Linked DNA regions of Homo sapiens: region 1 is linked to region 2. The links are chromatin loops, found by intact Hi-C in ENCODE. Cell type or tissue: psoas muscle. All regions are shown on one strand. Each heading gives the region's core, and the rest is flanking DNA. Links, peaks and the distances in the headings are about the cores only.

What was found. Peaks named below come from ENCODE experiments on the same cell type or tissue, not always from the same donor. Only the 100,000 strongest peaks of a DNase experiment are listed, where the experiment ranks them.
Region 1: it touches region 2 in a loop (2.0-fold over the local background); 1 of 110 quality-filtered maps calls a loop at or near these places.

What each region holds. Positions count from the first base shown.
Region 1 is chr6:148,732,163-148,737,546 of GRCh38, reverse strand. It overlaps LOC124901425 (a long non-coding RNA gene), which reads left to right. Exons shown (of 2, transcript XR_007059806.1): 2 at 1,484-1,676. Among named protein-coding and RNA genes, the nearest start is that of UST, 12 kb to the left of the region's middle. In psoas muscle, for the core only: no CTCF peak of the experiment used is centred there; no DNase peak of the experiment used is centred there.
Region 2 is chr6:148,631,788-148,637,171 of GRCh38, reverse strand. No RefSeq gene overlaps it. Among named protein-coding and RNA genes, the nearest start is that of UST, 110 kb to the left of the region's middle. In psoas muscle, for the core only: no CTCF peak of the experiment used is centred there; no DNase peak of the experiment used is centred there; H3K27ac peaks cover 2,398 bases.

The DNA.
Region 1 (5,384 bases), core at 160-5,159, 100 kb before region 2:
GGGGCCCAAGACAAGCCCTGCTCCCATGAAATTCACATCCACCGTGAGGGGAGATGGATGGCGAATAAACAAATATATTATGCTAGGTAGTGTTAAGTGTTATTGAGAGAATAAGACAGGGTGATGCGACTAAGAGTGATGGGTTGAAAGGAGCAGTCTACTGCAGACTGCGTGGACAGGGACAACTTCTCTAAGGAGTTGACCTTTGCAATGTGACCTAAAGGATGAGAAGGATCTTCCTGGGGAAGTTCTGGGGCACAAGCATTTCATGCAGAGAAAACATCCATTTAAGGTCTTTCTGCCTCATATCTTCCCTAAAATGGAAATAGACTTGGTATGTGCCACCGTGATGGGAGTGGGTCATTGAGAAAACAGGTGACATGAGATGAGGCTGGAGAGGTGGGTGGTGCCAGTCCCTGTAGGGCTTTGTAGACCAGGGTAGAGAGTTTGGGTTTTATTCAAGGTGAGATGGGAAAGGGTTCAATGATCAACATGAGCTGATTCATGTTTTTAATTCATCACTTAGGGTGCTGTGTAAGGTTGGCTTGTTGGCAGTGAAAGTGGCAGTAGGAAGATGAGTCATCCAGTAAAATGGTGAGGCTGGCTGGGCTCAGGCTGGTAATGGGGAAGACAGAAAGAAGTTAAACTCAGGATGTGTTTTTTTGGAGGTCGAGGGTATAAACTTGTCAACGAAGTGGATGACGGGAAGTGAGAGAAGAACTAAGCTAAGAATGATACCTAAGGTTTTTGTCAGAGCACCTGGAATGATGCTGAAGCTATTTCTCTGTTTCTTGAAATGCAGAAAACTGAAGCAGGAGCAGGCTTGGGAGAGGGACATGGGTGGCCAAAGTAACCAAGAGTTATGATCAACTATGTTAAGTAGGCAACTGGATATATGAATTTGGAGCTCCAGGGAAAGGTCATGGCTAAAGACATAAATTCAGAAGTTATTTCTATCAATGTGGTATATAAAATCACATAATTGAATAAAATTACCTAGAGAAGCATGTAGATGGAAGGAATAAAAGATGGCACAGGACAAAGCCTTCAGGAAGTCCAACATGCAGAGGTCAAACAGAATAAGTTCACCCAGCAAAAGAGATTGAGTGAGTAGGCAGAGGGCCCAGAGGAAAACCAGGAGAGTGTGGTGTCACTGAAGCCAAAAGAACAAAAGTATTCCATGAAGGAGAGAACGATCCTCTGTAACAAATGCTCCTAAGATGTTGTGGCAGAGACTCCTGCTTGTCCTCTGTACCCATTTTCTCCATTTTTCTTTTAGTAATAGAAACCACTGAGCTGTAGCTGGACACAAAGCCACTTACATGGAGACTACATTTCCCAGTCTCTTTTGCAGCTAGGTGTGGCCATGAGGCTGAGCTCAAGTCAGTGGGGTGTGAGAAAAAGGAACTTATGCAATCTGCTATACTTGGCCTTACAATATTGGGTGTGCACGCCACCTTTCTCTTTTCCTGGTTTTCCATAGGCTGGAATGTGGACATGGAAGGGGCTCAGCTTCAATCATGTGCATGAGGACAGTACTCCAAGGAATATCAGAGAAATTGGTGAAAGGAACCTGGGAACCTGAATGCTCTTAAGCAGAGCCATCCATCTGCTGTGGATTGCCTACTGCCATTTGGACTCCCTTGTGAAAGAAATAAATTAAATTCTCTCTACAATCACTGTATTTTGGGGTCTCTATTTTAGCATCATAGCCCACACCATAAATAATTCACCTATCAAGAAAGATGACAGACACTTTAGGAGGCCAAGGTGAGCAGATCACCTGAGGTCAGGAGTTGGAGACCAGCCTGGCCAACATGGCAAAACCCCATCTCTACTAAAAATACAAAAATTAGCCAGGCATGGTGGTGCATGCCTGTAATCCCAGCTACTTGGGAGGCTGAGGCAGGAGAATTGCTTGAACCCAGCAGTGGAGGCTGTAGTGAGCCAAGATCACACCATTGCACTCTGGCCTGGGTGACAGAGCAAGACTCTGTCTCAAAAAAAAAAAAAAAAAAAGAAAAGAAAAAGAAAGAAAAGAAAAGAAGAAAGAAAAAAAGATGACAGAGGAAACACCCTGCAGCCGATTGGTGAGTTTGACAATTTCAGAGGTATGACTGGGATAGGAGTAGACTGAAGAGCTAATCCATTCATTCACTCTTTCATTCATTCCACATATTTATTGAGTTTTCATTCTGTGTCATGCACTGTCCTAGGCTGCGAGATATAGCAGAAAACAACAGAGATAATGCCCTTGTTCTCATGGCACATGTGTTCTAGTGGAGGAGACAAAAAGTAAACACATAAACAGATATCGCATAAACAGGTCAATGTGAAGGCCAGGTAGTGACCTGTGCTAAGAAGAAAATAAAGCTGAGATCATGGAGAGGAAGTGCTACTTTAGAAACAGTGCTCAGGGGAGGAATTTCAGAGAAGGGTACTTTTGAGATAAATTGAATAAATAGAAATTAAAGGGAAAGCTATATGGAAATCCTGGGGAAGAGTACACCAGGAAGAGGGAACAGAAACTGCAGAGTCCCCGAGGCAGGAATTCACTTGCTTAAGGAATAGAAATAAATCGGATGTGCTATAGAGCACAGCACATGAGGTGATCAAAGTGCATGAGGGAGATTAAATTGGAGAGAAAAAAAGATGCCAGATCATCAGAGTCTGAAAACAAGGAAAAGGGGTTTCAATTTTTTTGTAGGTGTGATGGGAAGCATTGAAGTCATCATAGGGGGTTTAACCAGATTTTGCATTTTAAAATACTGATCCTGCTGCTATATTGAATGTGAGGGTAAGGGTGAAATCAGTTGGTTGATTCAAGTTATCCAGGCCAGAGATGATGGTGGTTTGGGCTTGAATAGCAGCGGTGAAGGTGGTGAGAAGTAGTCTGATTTGGGAGAGGATGTGTGTACATGTGTGTGTGTGTTGGAGATGGCTATAGAATGGCTACAGAAACATCTTTGAGATGATCTACTATATAGGGGTGCAGAGAAATGGGCAGCAGCTGGGAAGCTTATAGGGATTTAGGAAGTCTCTCTCTCTGTCTCCTTTCCCCTCTCTCTCTTTTAAAGATAGGAAATACCAGATTTAATGTGGTAATTGGGATGATCCAGTAGAAAGGGATGCATTTGTGGTGCCAGAAAGACAGGTGAAATTTACAGGAAAAGTATGAAGCCACAATTAAGTAGAGGGCTTATAGTCTTTAATATAAGCAAAGACACTTCATTCATCGAAGAAGGCAAGATGTACCAGAAAATTTATTGGTGAGAAAATACAGAAAATTTCATGTGGTGGCATCCATTTAATCAATGAAATGTGCAGCAACTGAGAGTGAAGATTTGGGCAAGAAGAGAGGTAGGAGGTTTCAATAAAGAGAACCCATAGTGGCATGATTATTTCAGAGTGAGAGACATACAACGAAAGTGCATAGGATTGCTGAACAGTTTGAGCTCATTTAAACTTGGTGGTTCTGAATTTCAAGTGAGTCAAGTCAGCACCAGTGCTGTGTTTTCTGGTGGCTCAGTTTGGTGACTTGTGTGTAGATGCTGAGTAGGGGTTTAGTTGTGCTTAGACATGGCTGAAGTTTTATTAGGGAAATGGAGAACATGCCAATAGTGTTAGGGATGCTTGCAAAAGAGCAGTGTGATGTTGGTCCCTGATACGGTTTGGCTGTGTCCCCACCCAAATCTCATCTTGAATTGCATCTTCCACAATTCCGACGTGTTGTGGGAGGGACCCAGTGGGAGGTAATTGAATCATGGGGGCGGGTCTTTCCCATGCTATTCTCATGATAGTGAATAAGTCTCGTGAGGTCTGATGGCTTTATAAGGGGGAGTTTCTCTGCACAAGCACTCTCTTTGCCTGCTGCCATCTGTGTAAGATGTGACTTGTTCCTCCTTCCTTTCTGCCATGATTGTGAGGCTTCCCCAGCCACATGGAACTGTAAGTCCATTAAACCTCTTTCTTTTGTAAATTGCCCAGTCTCGGGTATGTCTTTATCAGCAGCGTGAAAACGAACTCATACAGTCCCTGAAATCTAAACTAAGAAAAAAATAAGGAAATAGGGGAACAATAATCCAGATTTTATAGGCCTGAAAGTAATACAATTGAGGGGAAGCCCTGTTAAAGATGAGAAGACAAAATTATGAATACAGAATTAGGTATGAGACAATATTGATTTAGAATGACAAAATTAATTCTAACAAATTATGAATTTATAATGTTGATATTTATCAACATAACAAATCCAGAAAATGTACATATTTTTATTAACTGCTTGAAATGCTTTTATTATATATTTTCTTATATAATATACATATAAAAGATGATATAAGGTGATCAAAGAGTGTACAACCAACCCATTATTATATTATTATATTATGTGTTGGTTGCATACCCTTTGATCCACCCCTTCACATGACAACAATTTTGTAATAATTTTTTAAATTCTGGAAATAGATAATTCAGTCCTTCCTCTAGCATGGGGAATGGAAACCGAAAAAATGTTTAACTCTAGATATCTGGGATGCAAAAATCATGTGATTTCAATTTCACACACACATGTGCTTGCTGTTTTTTTTCTTTGGAGATGGAGTTTCGCTCTTGTTGCCCAGGCTGGAGTACAATGGTGTGATCTCGGCTCACTGCAGCCTCCACCTCCTGGGTTCAAGTGATTCTCCTGCTTCAGCCTCCTGGTAGTTGGGATTACAGGCATCTGCCACCATGCCCAGCTAATTTTTTTTTTTTTAGTAGAGATGTGGTTTCACCATGTTGGCCAGGCTGGTCTCGACCTCCTGGCTTTTTGTAGTTATAGCTATAGGTTTCTGCTGTCCTACTGCAGGAATTTTGATCAATTCTATTTTACATGATTCCCATCATAAAAGAAAAAAATCCACAGGGTGATTTTCTGTACATTACATCCTTGAGAATATTCATTGACAGGAGACAACTTCTGTTTTGCCTGGGCATCACTGAGAACAAAGGCTTCACTGAAGCAATTGCTTCCCTACATTTTTAACCTTGTTTCTTCACTACCTGTTGCTGGCAGAGGCCTGTTGCTAGCATAGGCCACATGGCACAAGGTCTTGTGGGCATAAGTCCCCCAGCCCTGCAACTTTGTGTCACTACATGAGAAGAGTGGAGCCAGTGTGCAGGCAGCAGGAGGAATCCTGCAGCCATTATGACTCTGGCGATTACATGACTCTATTCACAGGTGGTTGTGAACCCTTTATCCCCACTAAACCCAATATAAATGCATTCCCTACTAAACTTTCCCTCAGTGGCATCCTTACAATGCCCACAGCCCCTCCAACACCGTCTTCCTGCAAAGGTGTGATAGGAGGGAAGGCAGAGTGGAAAGGGAAAGGGACATCACTCTT
Region 2 (5,384 bases), core at 124-5,123:
TATTAAACCAAAACACCCAGATTTTTAAGTTAAGATTTTTCTTATCACTATTAAGTCATTATTATGATAATAGTGACAATAACTAAGTACTTTGGCCTCTTCAGCATGTAATTCTAATAATGTTTAGTTTTATGTATAAATGGTTTAACCACACCTACTGCTAAAATTTTTATTTTATCTTATTCATAAGGAAAATTTATGCTTTATTAGCGATTTACATCCTGCTAGGATCCTGTAGACTAACTTTGCATTCACAATATTTGTTTTTTCTTCACATAGTACACCCCAGATAGTTTTCATAAGCTTAGATTTCCCTAAAAATAAGTTACCTTCCAGCTATAGCTGCTTCTGAATGTTAGATTTCTCTCCTTGCAGTGGCCAGATTTTGCCATATGCCCTTCTGCTGGAGGTGGGATAGGATTTGGCCCCCGTGTTAGTTTTCTAGAGCTTCCATAACAAAGTGCCACAGACTGACTGGCTTAAACAACAGACATTTATTTTCTCAAAATTCTGAAAGCTATGTGTCCAAGATGAAGGTGTCAGCAGGGTTGGTTTCTGCTGAGGCCTCTCTCCTTGGCTCGCAGATGACCATCTTCCCCCTGTGTCTTCACTTGGTCTTCTCTCTGTGTGTTTGTGTCCTAATCTCCTCTCCTTATAAGGATACCTGTCATATTGGAATTGGGCTCATTCTAATGATCTCGTTTTAACTTAAAGACCCAATCTCCAAATATAGTCACATTCTGAAATACTGGGGGTTAGGACTTCAACATACAAATTGTGAGTACGGAGACACAATTCAGCCCATAAGGGTGCTGGAGGCAGTGAAGAGTGGAAAAGAACATTTTTTTGAAACCACTTTGTATTTGAGGCAATTTGCAAACATTATGTCATCCTCACAAAGCCTTATGAGGTAGGAGTTATTATTTCTGATTTACAGATGAGGAATCAGAAACACAGAGACAGGCAGTAACAAAGTGGAAGAGTCAAGATGAACACCTGGGTCTGATTGGCTTCAAAGTCCGTGTTCTGTCCACCAGCATATCCTTCATCTCTGCTGTATCTAAAACTCTTTACTCCGCTGGGCCTTGTCTTTTACAACCTTCTCCACTGAATGACTTGTACTCTTGGCTTCACTGCCCACTCCCCAAACCAAATCATCAACCAGTAGATTTGGGGAAATGAAGATGGTCCATTGCCATCAGAACTGGTAATGGTCCGTGATATGGTTTGGTATGTCCCCACCCAAATCTCATCTTGAATGATAATCCCTATAATCCCCGTGTGTCTAGGGAGAGACGTGGAGGGAGGTGATTGGATCGTGGGGGCATTTTCCCCCATGCTGTTCTCGTGATAGTAAGTTCTCACGAGATCTGATGGTTTTACAAGGCAGTTTTCCCTGCTCTTGCTTGCTCTTCTCTCACCTGCTGCCATGTAAGACATGCCTCTTCCCCTTCCACTATGATTATAAGTTTCCTGAGGCCTCCCCAGCCATCTGGAACTGTGAGTCAATTAAAATTCTTTTCTTTGTAAATTACCCAGTCTCAGGTAGGTCTTTATAGCACTGTGAGAACAGACTAACACAGCCCTTGTCCTAGAGTAACCTGAAGACTCACCCCTTCCTTCCTGCCTCTGGGTCAGCACAAACTCAGTAACCTGAGTAGCACATCTGCTTGGGCAGTTTCCCTTGATGGATCTTCTCAGTCTGGGGTGCTCCAGATATCACTTAAAGCAAACCAATCCTCAGGAATCTGGTGCCATGTTCAGATGCAGTTGCTGTGGGGATACCTGTTTTCCTTAGGCACTGTGTCCTAGAATCTCTCTTCTAAATTAGGAACATTTTCTCAGCTAGGACTCATGGTAAAATAATCTCTTAGCACAGGCCTATCCAGGGCTAAAAACATTGATGAAACATTTGTGTTGCTTCTTTTGAAACCTACAAATAGGATCAGCCTTGCATGTAGGCAGAGGAGACAGCTGCCCGTGGGATGGTTTCAGGACACCCAGGAAAATATCCTAGGTTAAAGAACTTTGTCTCCCACTCAATGCCACTCTTGTGTTTTGTGGGTTCAGTTTGCTTTTTAATTGCCTAGATTTTTCACTCTATTATTGTGAGATAAATTATTTTTGTATTATTGAGCAATTAACTCGTATTCCATTTACAATTCTCAGACTAAATCCCAAGCAACTGCTTCCTCAAATTTTCCACATTTGCAAATCAGTTAGGTTGATTTGCAAAGGGTTTAGAGCTAATCCAACCATTTGATTAATACCGATGCTGATACAAGGGCCAAAAGAGAGTCACTGAACTTCGGTTTTCAGCTCTGCCAGGCAAAAACACACATATTATTTCACATATCTATTTATGCAGGCTGTCCTCCCAGGTTGATCTGCTTCCATTTAAGGTAATTTCTCAGTATTTGCACTGCAGAGTAAATATAAATTTATAAAAGCTTGGGTATTTGCCATTATACAAAATAAAAATATAAGTATAGACAGAAATTATTAGAACTGGAAAGGGATTTAGAAATCATTTATTTCAACCTGATTTTATGGCTGAGACAACTCAAGTTTAGTAAAATAAAGAAATTCATTTAAGGCTTCACAATTAGTTAATGGCAGAACTAGACATTCACTCCAAGTCCTGGCCTCTCACGACAGCACTATTGCCTACCATATACTGTGAATACTTACGTAAGTTCATACATATGCTTGTTATAAGTTGTCCCTACCTCCTTTCCGAGTTGGATTTAGGAAAAAACATTGTTTTTTCAGGCTGAAAATAAGTTAGGAGAAAGCTATGTCTTATTCTTTAAAGATATTCAAGTAAGTTATGATTTATGCCAGCTTTAAAAGGAGGAAATGTGATATTTAAAATGGCATATGAAAATACCATCTATTTCCTAAGTTTTATTCCAATTTACAGTAAATATTTTTAAACCTCTGCATGTAGTTCCTGTACTTCTATGATGTAGCTCTGAGTCTAAACTAACAGCTGAAAAAGAAAATACTAGGCAACAGATGCTATGCCAAAAGCAGGGTCATTTACAGAAAACGCCCTGAAACATTCTGAGGATCACTGTCAAAGGCTATGGACCTAAAGTTAGATCTGTTTTGGTTCATGGGGTCACACCGACACAAGTAATGTTGCTGTTCTTCTGCCAGGTCGATCTAACCTTCAGATAGTCTACGTCATTCTTGGGAGCAGGTGCTTACTCGGATGCAAAAGACTTCTCAGATCCTGCCATCTGGGGTCTTGTTCATCACATTTGGAAATGATTCTTCCATCCCTTACACTTTATAGTAGCTATTATCTATGACTACCCTGCTCTATTGATGGCACGTGCTGTCTAGTACTTATTTGTGTTCCTGTTTTTTCTCTCTGATTAGATCAAAGATGACCATTTTCAGGTGTTCATGCCCATTACAGGACCCAAGGCAGTGCTTTAAGTGTAATATATGGCCCATAAATTAATTGCAAAAGAAAATACAATATATTTAATGTGTTTGAGAATTTAAAAGTTTAAGAGGAAAGGTATATTTCTTATAGATGTGTATAAACGGTCATTTTTCTTATAATCACACTTTTCTGTCCAGTAGATGGATTTATCCATTGCTCTTGGACATTAACTTGTATTAGAGAATATAATTGACATGGAAGATGTCTGTGGGAATGCCTAAAATAGTCATGCTTCTACTGTAGCAAAAGAAAGTTAGACTGGCCCAAATTTCTTAATTTACAGGTAAGGCAATCAAGATCTGGGAAATTATCTCTTGTCAAGGTTAAAAAGCAAGGTAATGGCAGATTTCTGTATTTGCTATAGTTGTCAAATGGGGATTTTTTTAAAAATGTATTTGTGAACTGTAAGAATGCATGCACCTGCATGCACTTCTGTTTTTTGTTTGTTTGTTTGTTTGTTTTTTGGCTCCATGCTTGACATTAACTTTTAGAAAATAATTTAAATTATAACTGGAGTACTTACAGTTCCTACATGAGAGTGCCATTACCTTAGCTTAACTTTGTGAAGACTGTGCTAGTACTAACAGGGATTAAATATTGATGCAGATTATTTCGGTTGGGAAAGAAAGACAGCACAAAGGGATAGGCCTGGTATTCTAATTTCTCATGATACAGTGGATTTTTTTGCTGGGGCACAGAGGGGGTCTCACTACATTGCCCAAGTTGGTCTCAAACTCCTGAGCTCAAGAAATTCTCCTGCCTTAGCCTCCCAAGTAGCTGGGACTACAGGTACATGCAACTGTGCCCAGCTTATCTTCATTGCACTTTAACAGATTTCTTTCCCTTCTGGCTGGCTTTTATCCAGAGCCCGAAGCCCCCATTACAGGACTGTCACCAGCTCACATTACTCTATGCTTGGTCATGGTCCTCAATGTAATACCTGACACTGGGCTTCCTCTCTCATGACCATAGCTCTCAAATGCTCCCTACCTCCTTTTCTTTCTTCCCAACTCTTTGCACCATACACTCTGAAGGCCATATTGCAGAAGCTTTAAAGATGTTGTAAACTCAAACCAACAAAACAAATTCTTTCCTTTTTCACAACTCAGAAAACACATGGAATATATAAAAGATTAGTAAAATAATGTGCAATGCGTTCTGGTGTCTTCTCTTTTTTAAAAAAAAATTGGTTGTGGGACAATTGCATATCCACATGCAAAGAAAAATGAAGTTATATCCTTATTCATATCATATACAACATTTAACTCAAAACAAATTATAGACCTAAATGTAACTGAAAACTATAAAACTTCTTGAAGAAAACATAAGAGTAAATCTTTGGGACGTTGAGTTGGGAAGAAATTTTTTTAGATAAATTTTCTTTAAAGAATTGATAAATTGAACAAAATCAAAATTAAAAATGTTTGTGCTTTGGCCGGGAGCGGTGGCTCGTGCCTGTAATCCCAGCACTTTGGGAGGCCGAGGCCGGCGGATCACGAGGTCAGGAGATTGAGACCATCGTGGCTAACACGGTGAAACCCCATCTCTACTAAAGATACAAAAAATTAGCTGGGCATGGTGGCGGGCGCCTGTAGTCCCAGCTACTCAGGAGGCTGAGGCAGGAGAATGGCATGAACCCCGGAGGCGGAGCTTGCAGTGAGCCGAGATCGCGCCACTGCACTCCAGCCTGGGAGGCAGAGCGAGACTTCGCCTCAAAAAAAATAAATAAATAAAAATAAAAAAATAAAATTGTGCTTCAAAAGACATCATCAATAAAATGAAAAGATATGGCTCAGACTGGAAGAAAATATTCGCTAATCATGTAGCTGTTAAATCAAATTTAGCCTAAAGCTGCCTCCTTCATATTTTAAGTTTGGCCTAAGGGTTTCTCTGTACCTCCTGAGCTATAGTGTATCGTAGCCTGAAT